Linked DNA regions of Mus musculus: region 1 is linked to region 2. The links are chromatin contacts, found by POLR2A ChIA-PET in ENCODE. All regions are on one chromosome and are shown on one strand. The core of a region is the stretch at or near the end of the contact, and the rest is flanking DNA. Distances in the headings are between cores, read along the strand shown. Region 1 holds the start of Ckap5 (cytoskeleton associated protein 5). Region 2 holds the start of A330069E16Rik (RIKEN cDNA A330069E16 gene).

Region 1 (4,282 bases), core at 1,094-3,593, 290 kb before region 2:
CTAAATTATAAAGTTTTCATTTGCTCTTGTTAGGTTTGTGCTGTTTTTTGAGACAGTCTCACTCTGCAATCTATTTTGGCCAGGAACTAACTATGTAGCCCAGGCTAGTCTCATGCTCACAGCCATCTTCCTGCTTCAGTCTCCCACATATTAAAATTAGAGGTGTGAACCATCATGCCTTGCAAGTTTTCATCTTCATCAAGATTTTTAACCACTGGGAACTGGAGAAACAGCTCAGACTTAAGTACACTTGTTGCTCTTGCAGAGGACCCAAGTTTGGTTCCCAGCACCCACATGTCTGCTTATAAGCATCTGTGACTCCAGTTCCAGGGAATCCAATGCCTTCTTCTGAAGGAAGTCTGTGGGGACAAGCACATCCATGCTACACATACATATACAGAACGAATACTCATAAATCTTGGGAAAAAATATTTTAACACTATCCAAAGCTATTGTTAAAGAAGTTAATTATTTTTAATTGCTCTTTCCAAACTGAACTGCTGCTGCTGAATTACCACACACCAGCCCACATAACTCAAAATTGATAATCCAAACTTTAAAAGAGAGGAAAGTATATGGCATATTGTAATGGAATACCTTTGCTTGCCACCTCCTTATGTGAACAGCATTAAAAACGTATGTAAAAATGTTGGGACCAGAGAGGAGGGTTAAATGGTAAGGGTGTTTTCTGCCAAGCCTGACAACTAAGGTTTGGTCCCCAGACCCACACGATAGACGTCAGGCAATTTGCCTGACACCAAGCATATGCACCCACTCACAAAAATAAACAAAAGGTCCTTAAAAATATGTATATGTATAGGTGTTTTGCCAGTGTGTATGTGTGTGTGTGTGTGTGTGTGTGTGTGTGTATCACGTATATGCAGCACCCATGGATGCCAGAAGTGGGCATCAGTCCCCATGGTCCTGAAGTTACAAACGGTTGTGGCTGCTGGGACTAGACCCAACTCCTTTGAAAAGCAACCATTGCCCCCTAAATACTGAGTCCTCTCTCCAGCCCCAGGTAAAAAAAAAAAGTAAAAGTTTTGTGTACAATTTTTTCATTACAGGCTTACTACAGTGATTTAACTTATATTGGAAAAAAAAAAGTTGATTTTGATTTTCTCTTTATTAAATCGTACTTGACCAGTCACTTTAGAAAAGTCTCAAATGACCATTAACTTGATTTATATTCTCGCTCTTTAGGTCACAGAAGATGTTTTCAGGGTGATGAAAATGGAGAAAAAATATTTCACCTTTCTAAAAATGAGTTTCCAGTTCTATAATTATGCATAATGTAATACAAGCATCCTATCTGGGCCAAGATTTAATGCCTTGGTTCCTAGGAGAATTAAGAGTCATGCATAAATTTGGGACAAGTTCTGCAAAAACCTCTACTGGTGCTGAATCAGAAACTCATTGTTAAGATTCATCAACAAGAATATATTCTTTTACACACAGCAGCCTCTCTGGCAACATCTCTTTCATCCTGCCCTCCGCAAGAAACAAAATGGGATGCATTCAATCTTGCATAGCAATTACCACGACTTTGGGCAGCTCTCTCAACAAGGATTTGCTAAGCGCTAAAAAGTGAGAATCTCATTCACCTAGCGGCAAGGCCTGGCTCACCTACCCTGCTGGCTATTGTACTGGTGCCGGAAACCTTCAGAGCTGCAAAATCCCTGAACTCTGCTGACACTTTCTGAGGGAGAAAACCAAGGGCGGGGCGGCGAATGAACAGCATCCTTACAAAATCATCACAGGTAGTGGACGCAGGGATGGAGGCAGGCCCAGGCACCAGGCTCTGGTCCCGGCTCGGAGGAGACAACTAGGCCCTTCACACCCACCACAGCCCTCCCGTGCTCTTGTTCATTCATTTAACAATTCCGCGAGGCGCACTCCTCCACCAAGGGCCTGCCGGCAGGGCCCCCGCCCCGGCCTCGGACAGCTCAGCCTTCAGGCGCGGCCCGGGGCCGCCAGCGAACCTCCGAAGCTGCAGCAGCTCCCCCGCCGCGTGCTCTGCTCACCTGAACCCCCAGCCCGGGTCACCAACACAAGCGAGCGCCCACGCCCCCCGCCCTGCCAGCCGCGGGCTCCCAGGCCTCCGCCCCGCTCCGCCGCCTCAGACCTGCCGGGTTCGCGAGAACGCGGAGGCGCGCGTCCGCGGGGGCCCCGCCCGCGGCCGTGGGTCCTCTAGCGCGCGCGACGCCGGGTCCCCAGGGTCCAGGCCGGCAGGTGAGACCCACTGCCCACTCACCTCTGCCGGGTCAGAACCGAGGGGCCTGCTCTAAGCCGTTTAAAACCGCTTGGGCCGCCGCACACCCCGCAGTGTCCTCGTTGTTCATTGGTCCTCGGAGAACCGCCTATCGCCCCTTTATTGGTCCGTTTGAAAGAGCTGTGGGCACGCGCCGCCTGCGGCCTTAAAGGGAACGCGCGCAGCTGTGTTTCCCAGGGCTGCGGGTCAGGTGCTTGTCACCCAGTGGCTGGAGGAATGGCTACCAAGGCTTCTGATAGAAGAGCGAAAGGTGTGTGGAAAACTCTGCATTTCCAGTCATGATCACGTTGCCTTTACCTACTGATGTTTAAACTGCTGTCAACATCTCCCTCCCACACCTTTTTTTTTTTTTTTTTTTTTTTTTGGAGAGCTTGCAATCATTCTGTGCTGAGAGGAAAGCAAGAGGCAACTGAGATGTAGTGGAAGGAGCCTCGAATGCTAAATTGTAGTCTTGGACTTCTTTTGAACAAATCACTTTTCTCAGTTGATCTGGACCTCTGTTTCTTTGTGTAGGAAATGGGATAATTATGTTTTCCTTACAAATTTAATGTAAATGTTTAAATTTCCTTACAAGTTTAAATTAAAGACCGTGGTGGCACACGCCTTTGATCCCATCTGAGGCAAACAAATCTCTGAATTTGAGGCCAACCTGGTCTACAGAGCCAGTTCCAGGACAGCCAGAAAAATCCTACCTCAAAAAACAAACCAACCAAACAAACAAACAAAAAATCAAATTTAATGTAAGGATTTAGTACAACAAGCTGAGAGTCTAGGAATGGCCTTTATGAACTACAAGATTTACTTCACAAATGCTTGTGCTTATGAAAAGGAGAGGATTCATTTGATGAAATATGATTGTCAAAAATCTATTTTACTACATTTCATTTATGTGCACTATGGGGTGTGGTACAAGGAAGTTCAAGGACAACTTGCTAAGCACCAGTCCTCTCCTTCCACAATATGGCTTCAGGAACTCAAATTCAGGTCCCCAGACTTGACAGCAAACACCTCTACCCATTAAGCCATCTTGCCTGCACTGTTTTAGTCTTTGAGACAAGGTTCCACTCTGTAGTCCAAGCTAACCTGGAACTGGCACATAGACCAGGATGCCTCAAATTTGTAGCATCATTCTACCTACACCTTCCAAGTACTGGGATTACAGACACGTGTATAACAATGATTTTTTTTTTTTACAAATTTAATGTGAGGATTTAATATAACAAGGCAGAGACAGACCGATCTTTGATTTCAAGGCCAGCCTGGTCTACAAAGCAAGTTCCAGGACTACACAGGGCTACACAGAGAAACCTTATCTTGAAAAACCAAAACCAACCTAAGAAACAAAGAAACAAACACCCAAGAGTTAGAGAAGAAAGATGTGAGTATGGTGGGTCTCACCTGTAATTTTAGCACTCTAGGGGTAGAGGCAAGAGTATGGGATTTGAGGCAAGCCTCAGCTATGTAGTGCATTGGAAGCCAGCCGGGGCTGTAGGATGTTGTCTCAGAACAAAGATTTGGAGACACAAATGCTCAACCTCACTGTTAAATTTGAGTGCAAATTTCTAGGAGGACAATTTTGAGATCTACAGATTCTCTAGCTCAGTAATGCTACTAAGAGGCATTTATTATGCACATATACAAAAAGTGTAAGAATGTTACTGAGCCACTGGGATATTAGAAACAGAAATCTGGAAATCACATGGCCATATAAATTATGGGATGTCCATAGAACACTGCACTCTAGGTACCAACTTGTGTATTAGTCAGAGTTCTCCAGAGTCCCAGTCCCCTGGGATTAAAGGGGTGTACTACCTTGCCTGGGCCTCAGCTTTTCATGGCCATTATGCCTCAAGATCTTCATGTCAAGATACAGGTCAGAAGCCTGTGTCTTCCAACCTCAAGATCTGGATCGCAAATATGTCCTCCCATTTCTGCAATGTGGTTCATTCCAGATGTAGTCAAGTTGACAACCAGGAACAGCCATCACAGCAGAGGTGGGCCCTATTTTGA
Region 2 (4,684 bases), core at 133-2,632:
CTGGTCTTCTGGAGCTGGAGTTACATATAGGTATTTGTGAGCCACCTGCCTGGGTACTGGGAACAGAATTCAGGTCCTCTGAAAAAGCAGCAAGCTCTCTTAGCCATTAAACCATCTCTCCAGCCACTAAGCTACAATTCTTAATTTAAGCACATCTTAGGACATCCCCATTATTGGTGCTGGGTTCAGCTTTTTATTTTCTTCTAGAGCATCATTTTAATTTAAAATAAAATTAAACTACATTAAAACATATAAATTTTACATATGTTTATGTAAGTATCATCTTCATAAGGAATACATTACTTTTGACACACACATATTGTATTCTTTAAATTGGGTTAGGCACATCTTCTCAGATATCGTTTGTGGTGAAAACATTCAAAACCTTTCTACCTTTAGAAAATATACAGCAAACCCATTGTCTGCTGTCACCTTGCTGTGCAATAGCATGCCAGATTTTCTCACTCTTTTTCTTTTTTAAAGATTTATTTATTATTATAAATAATTACACTGTAGCTGTCTTCAGACACTCCAGAAGAGGGAGTCAGATCTCATTACAGATGGTTGTGAGCCACCATGTCGTTGCTGAGATGTGAACTCAGGACCTTTGGAAAAGCAGTCAGTGCTCTTAACCGCTGAGCCATCGCTCCAGCCCCAGATTTTCTCACTCTTATCTGATCCTTACAAGATATCAGTGTAGTCCAGGCAAACTCTTCATGCCTCAGCCTCCTCAGTGTTGGGAATTACACAGAGCCTGCCACCATAGATACAGCTCTTTTCTATAGTATGAGGTAAAATACATTCATCTGTAAAGCGAGAGGAAAGAATCAAATGCTAAGGCTGTGATTGGGTAATCAGAGGCACTTTTTTTTTTTTTTTAAGATTTATTTATTTAATACACTGTCATTTCAGAAACACCAGAAGAGGGCATCAGATCCCAATACAGATGGTTGTGAGCCACCTTGTGGTTGCTGGGAATTGAACTCAGGACCTCTGGAAGAGCAGTCAGTGCTCTTAACCACTGAGCCATCTCTCCAGCCCTAGAGACACCTATTATTAATGGGGGAAATGAGAAATATTTAGCCACACTTGAATCTTTGCTCTTTTTAAGACATAAACTACCTACTTTTATCTGTCTCTGTCTCTCTCTCTCTCTCTTTGTTGTTCTTCGAGACAGGGTTTCTCTGCGTAGGTCACCGGATTGCTGGAACGTGTACACCAGGCTGGCCTGAAACGCCGCCTGGCTCCGCCTCCAGCATGCAGGGTTTACGGCCAGCGCTCCCTCCTCAGGTTCAAATAATCGGCTTTCTTCAGATCCAGCACAAGCCAAGGCCCAGCTCCTAGGGAGTTAAAATAAAAAACCCTCCCTGTGAGCTGCACACGTTACTCCGGAAGAGGAGGAGCGGCCGGGGGCGGGCCGTGCCCGAGGGGTTGGGGCAGTCCGGGGCAGTTCCGGGGGCAAGACAGCCCCCTACTGTGGCAATCCCGAGGGGGCGGGGCAGTTCCAAGGGGCGGGACAGCCCTGAGGGGACGGGGCGGGGCTAAAAGTAAAGCAGCCCGGAGGAGCGTTTGGCGCGAAGGTGTCTTAGCTGCGCTACCTGCGACGGCGCTGCCTCATACGTAGTCCCTTCCTGTTTTCTCCACGGAGGCTTTTCCACTCCTTGCTTCGTTATTTTGCCACAGAGCTTGATATCTCTTCACCGAGTACGTCATGGCTCCCAAGAAATGCCCAGAAACCCAGAAGTCCCCCGACGTTGCGGTGCTCCTCAGGAGCAAAAGTCGCAGAGGTCCTCAGGAGCTGGAGCCCGAAGCCAAGAAGCTGCGTGTGCAGGGTCCCGGTACGGCCTGTGCTGCTGCCTTAGCTTTCCGGGGGTTCAGGGTGCTCGCGCCAGAGGCTGAAGCTGGGGTGGTGGGTGCTTGTGCCTGGGCTTCTGAAGCAGTTCTTGGCTTCTGTCGCCTCAGGCTGTGATTTTATTTGGGAGATCGAGGGTTCGAACCCAGGCCTCCAGTTCTCTCAGCAAGTGGGCTGCCACTGAGCCACACGCTGCCGACTGGTTTTATTGGCCAGTTCATTGACAGCAGAGAGTTTTAAGTTGAACAGCCCCCCCACCTCTACCCCAGGTGACAGAAAGAGTCAGATGAGTGCCATCACCGTAAAAGCCACAGTCCCCACTTTCCTTGTTCCAGAAGTTTTACACATCTACTGTTTCAAAGTAATCCTCCCTTTCATAGCCTCTCGGTTATGTTAGCTCTGAGAGTCTGAAATTCCCTCCCTCCTTTCTTCAGAAAGCGCATTCTCAGAGGTTTACCAGGACTTGAACCTGGGGCTATAAGGAATGTGATAAATTGATAAGAGTGGTTTTAGCCATGAAAAGAAAGGAAAGTTGTCAAGAGAAAAAAAGGACTTATAGATTGGGTCCACCAGAAGGGCTTGGTAATTCAGAGTTGTTTTATTTATTTGTTTGTTTGTTTATTTATTTATTTATTTATTTAGTTTTTCGAGACAGGGTTTTTCTGTGTAGCCCTGGCTGTCCTCAGAACTCAGAAATCCGCCTGCCTCTGTCTCCCAAGTGCTGGGAATAAAGGCGTGTGCCACCATTCCCGGCTTATTTTTATTATACTCTGATTTACCTCTCTTCCTTGAAGCCACCTAATCAATTTGGAACTTTTCTAAACCTTACTGCATTCTTCTGGTTTCCACTCAAGTAATGGTTGCTCATGACATTATTTAGTATTTCTTTAAATACAGAGTCTTGCTCTATAGCCCAGGCTGGCCTCCAATCCAAGTATGCTGCAGCTTCTGAGTGCTAGGATTACAGTTATACACCACTGTATTTGGATAGCTCTTATTTTATTTTTTTAAGATTTATTTTATTTAATGTATGAGTCCACTGTAGCTGTCTTCAGATACACCAGAAGAGGGCATCGGATCCCATTTCCGATGGTTGTGAGCCACCATGTAGTTGCTGGAAATTGAACTCAGGACCTCTGGAAGAGCAGTTAGTGCTCTTAACCACAGCTGAGCCATCTCACCAGCCCTGATGTTATTTTGTGATCTTTAAGATTGTCCCTCAAAAAAAAAAAAAAAAAAAAAAAACAAACGGGCGTGGTGGCACACGCCTTTAATCCCAGCACTCGGGAGGCAGAGGCAGGCGAATTTCTGAGTTCGAGGCCAGCCTGGTCTACAAAGTGAGTTCCAGGACAGCCAGGGCTACACAGAGAAACCCTATCTTGAAAAATAAAAACAAACAAACAACCAAAAACAACAACAACAACAAAAAAGATTGTCCCTCAACTCCTACTTATTTGTGATCCCACACAAGAAAAGTCTTCAGTGTCCACAATTGTGTATCTCTCTGGCAAAGCTCTAAGGAACCCTGTGAGGTTATATTTAGTTTCACTTCAGAATTTCTGTTTGGAGGAGTGTTTTGGAAAAGGGTTTTTTATTTCTCTCTTGGGTTGAGTGAGACTCAACTGCAGAGAAAGGCTTTTAAGGAGATGATGAGACAAAGGGTTTTCAGGGGGAACCTTTCCTGAGATTTGGGAGAGGAAAATGTTTGTATTCTTCTTTGGTAGTTTCTAGCAGGACATGTGAGTCGTGCTGCCTTCTGGCAGAGTTGTCCAGCCTGCAGATCCCTTCACGGAGTAGCAGCATTGTCAGGGATCTTTACCAGCATAAGTTGGGCAAAGCCACCTGGTCATCACTACAGCAGGTGAGATGTTTCCTGTCTGACGTGCTCAAAGGTCACATAGCTTTTCAACTATTGCTCTTTCTCACTAGATGATAAATTGGTTCAGGATCATCAGGTCACCCCCAGGTATGATGATTGACCTACTGTACACTGAGTCAAAGAGAAAAGGTTTTACTCTGTAGACTTCTAGCCACAACATGCGTTCTCCCTCTTGCTTTCCAGGATTAGTTCACTTACATTGCAGATAGTTGATGCACAAGGCCAGTGAAGACTTATTGCCTGTATATAAAGGGGCCAGACATTGACAGTTTATCCAGGACTTGCGTTTAATTTTTATTTATGTTTTGAGACACAATCTCACTGTGTAGCCTTAGCTGGCCTGGTCCTCTGTATGTAGACCTGGCTGGCTTCAGTCTCACAGAAATCCACCTGCCTCTACCTCCTGAGTACTGGAGTTAAAGGCATGCATCACTGTCAGCTCAGGACATGAGTTTTAATTCAGTGAATCCAGATTAATTCTATTTTCTCTGTATTAGGGTCTGCAGAAGTCCTTTTTGCACTCTCTAGCTTCTTACCAGGTATTCCGAAAAGCTGCCCCCTTTGACAGGAGGACTACGTCCTTGGCATGGCACCCGACTCATCCCAGTACCCTGGCTGTGGGCTCCAAAGGGGGAGATATTATGATCTGGAACTTTGGCATCAAGGACAAACCTATCTTCCTTAAAGGGGTAAGTGGCTATATGTGCCAGATGGTTATGCTATAAAACTTGTTTTTTGGAGGAATGGAAGGAATGTTGATATCCTGTAGCAAGGTGGTTGAGAACAAAAGTAACTGGGTGTTTTCAAGCTTATAAATGGTAACAAAATTCAAATATGTTTTGAATGCTGGCCTTTAAAATATTAGAAGGTATAGACTGTAGGGTCATCCATAGGGTCTAGCATTCCTCTTCCTCTTCCTCCTCTTCTTCTTCTTTTAAAGATTTATTTATTAT

Evidence for each region. ChIA-PET counts read pairs that join two places held with the same protein, here RNA polymerase II (POLR2A).
Region 1: POLR2A ChIA-PET joins it to region 2 with 10 read pairs in embryonic stem cell. The contact joins the promoter of Ckap5 here to the promoter of A330069E16Rik in region 2. POLR2A ChIA-PET finds 5 or more read pairs at or near these places in 3 of 5 experiments (Patski and embryonic stem cell).

Annotation. Positions count from the first base shown.
Region 1 is chr2:91,524,823-91,529,104 of GRCm38, reverse strand. It overlaps Ckap5 (cytoskeleton associated protein 5), which reads right to left and starts at 2,343. Exons shown (of 44, transcript NM_001165989.2): 1 at 2,255-2,343. It also overlaps the pseudogene Gm13770.
Region 2 is chr2:91,233,844-91,238,527 of GRCm38, reverse strand. It overlaps A330069E16Rik (RIKEN cDNA A330069E16 gene), which reads right to left and starts at 1,382. Exons shown (of 2, transcript NR_015464.1): 1 at 1,127-1,382; 2 at 171-806. It overlaps Ddb2 (damage specific DNA binding protein 2), which reads left to right and starts at 1,462. Exons shown (of 10, transcript NM_028119.5): 1 at 1,462-1,838; 2 at 3,577-3,713; 3 at 4,229-4,420. The coding sequence starts at 1,712.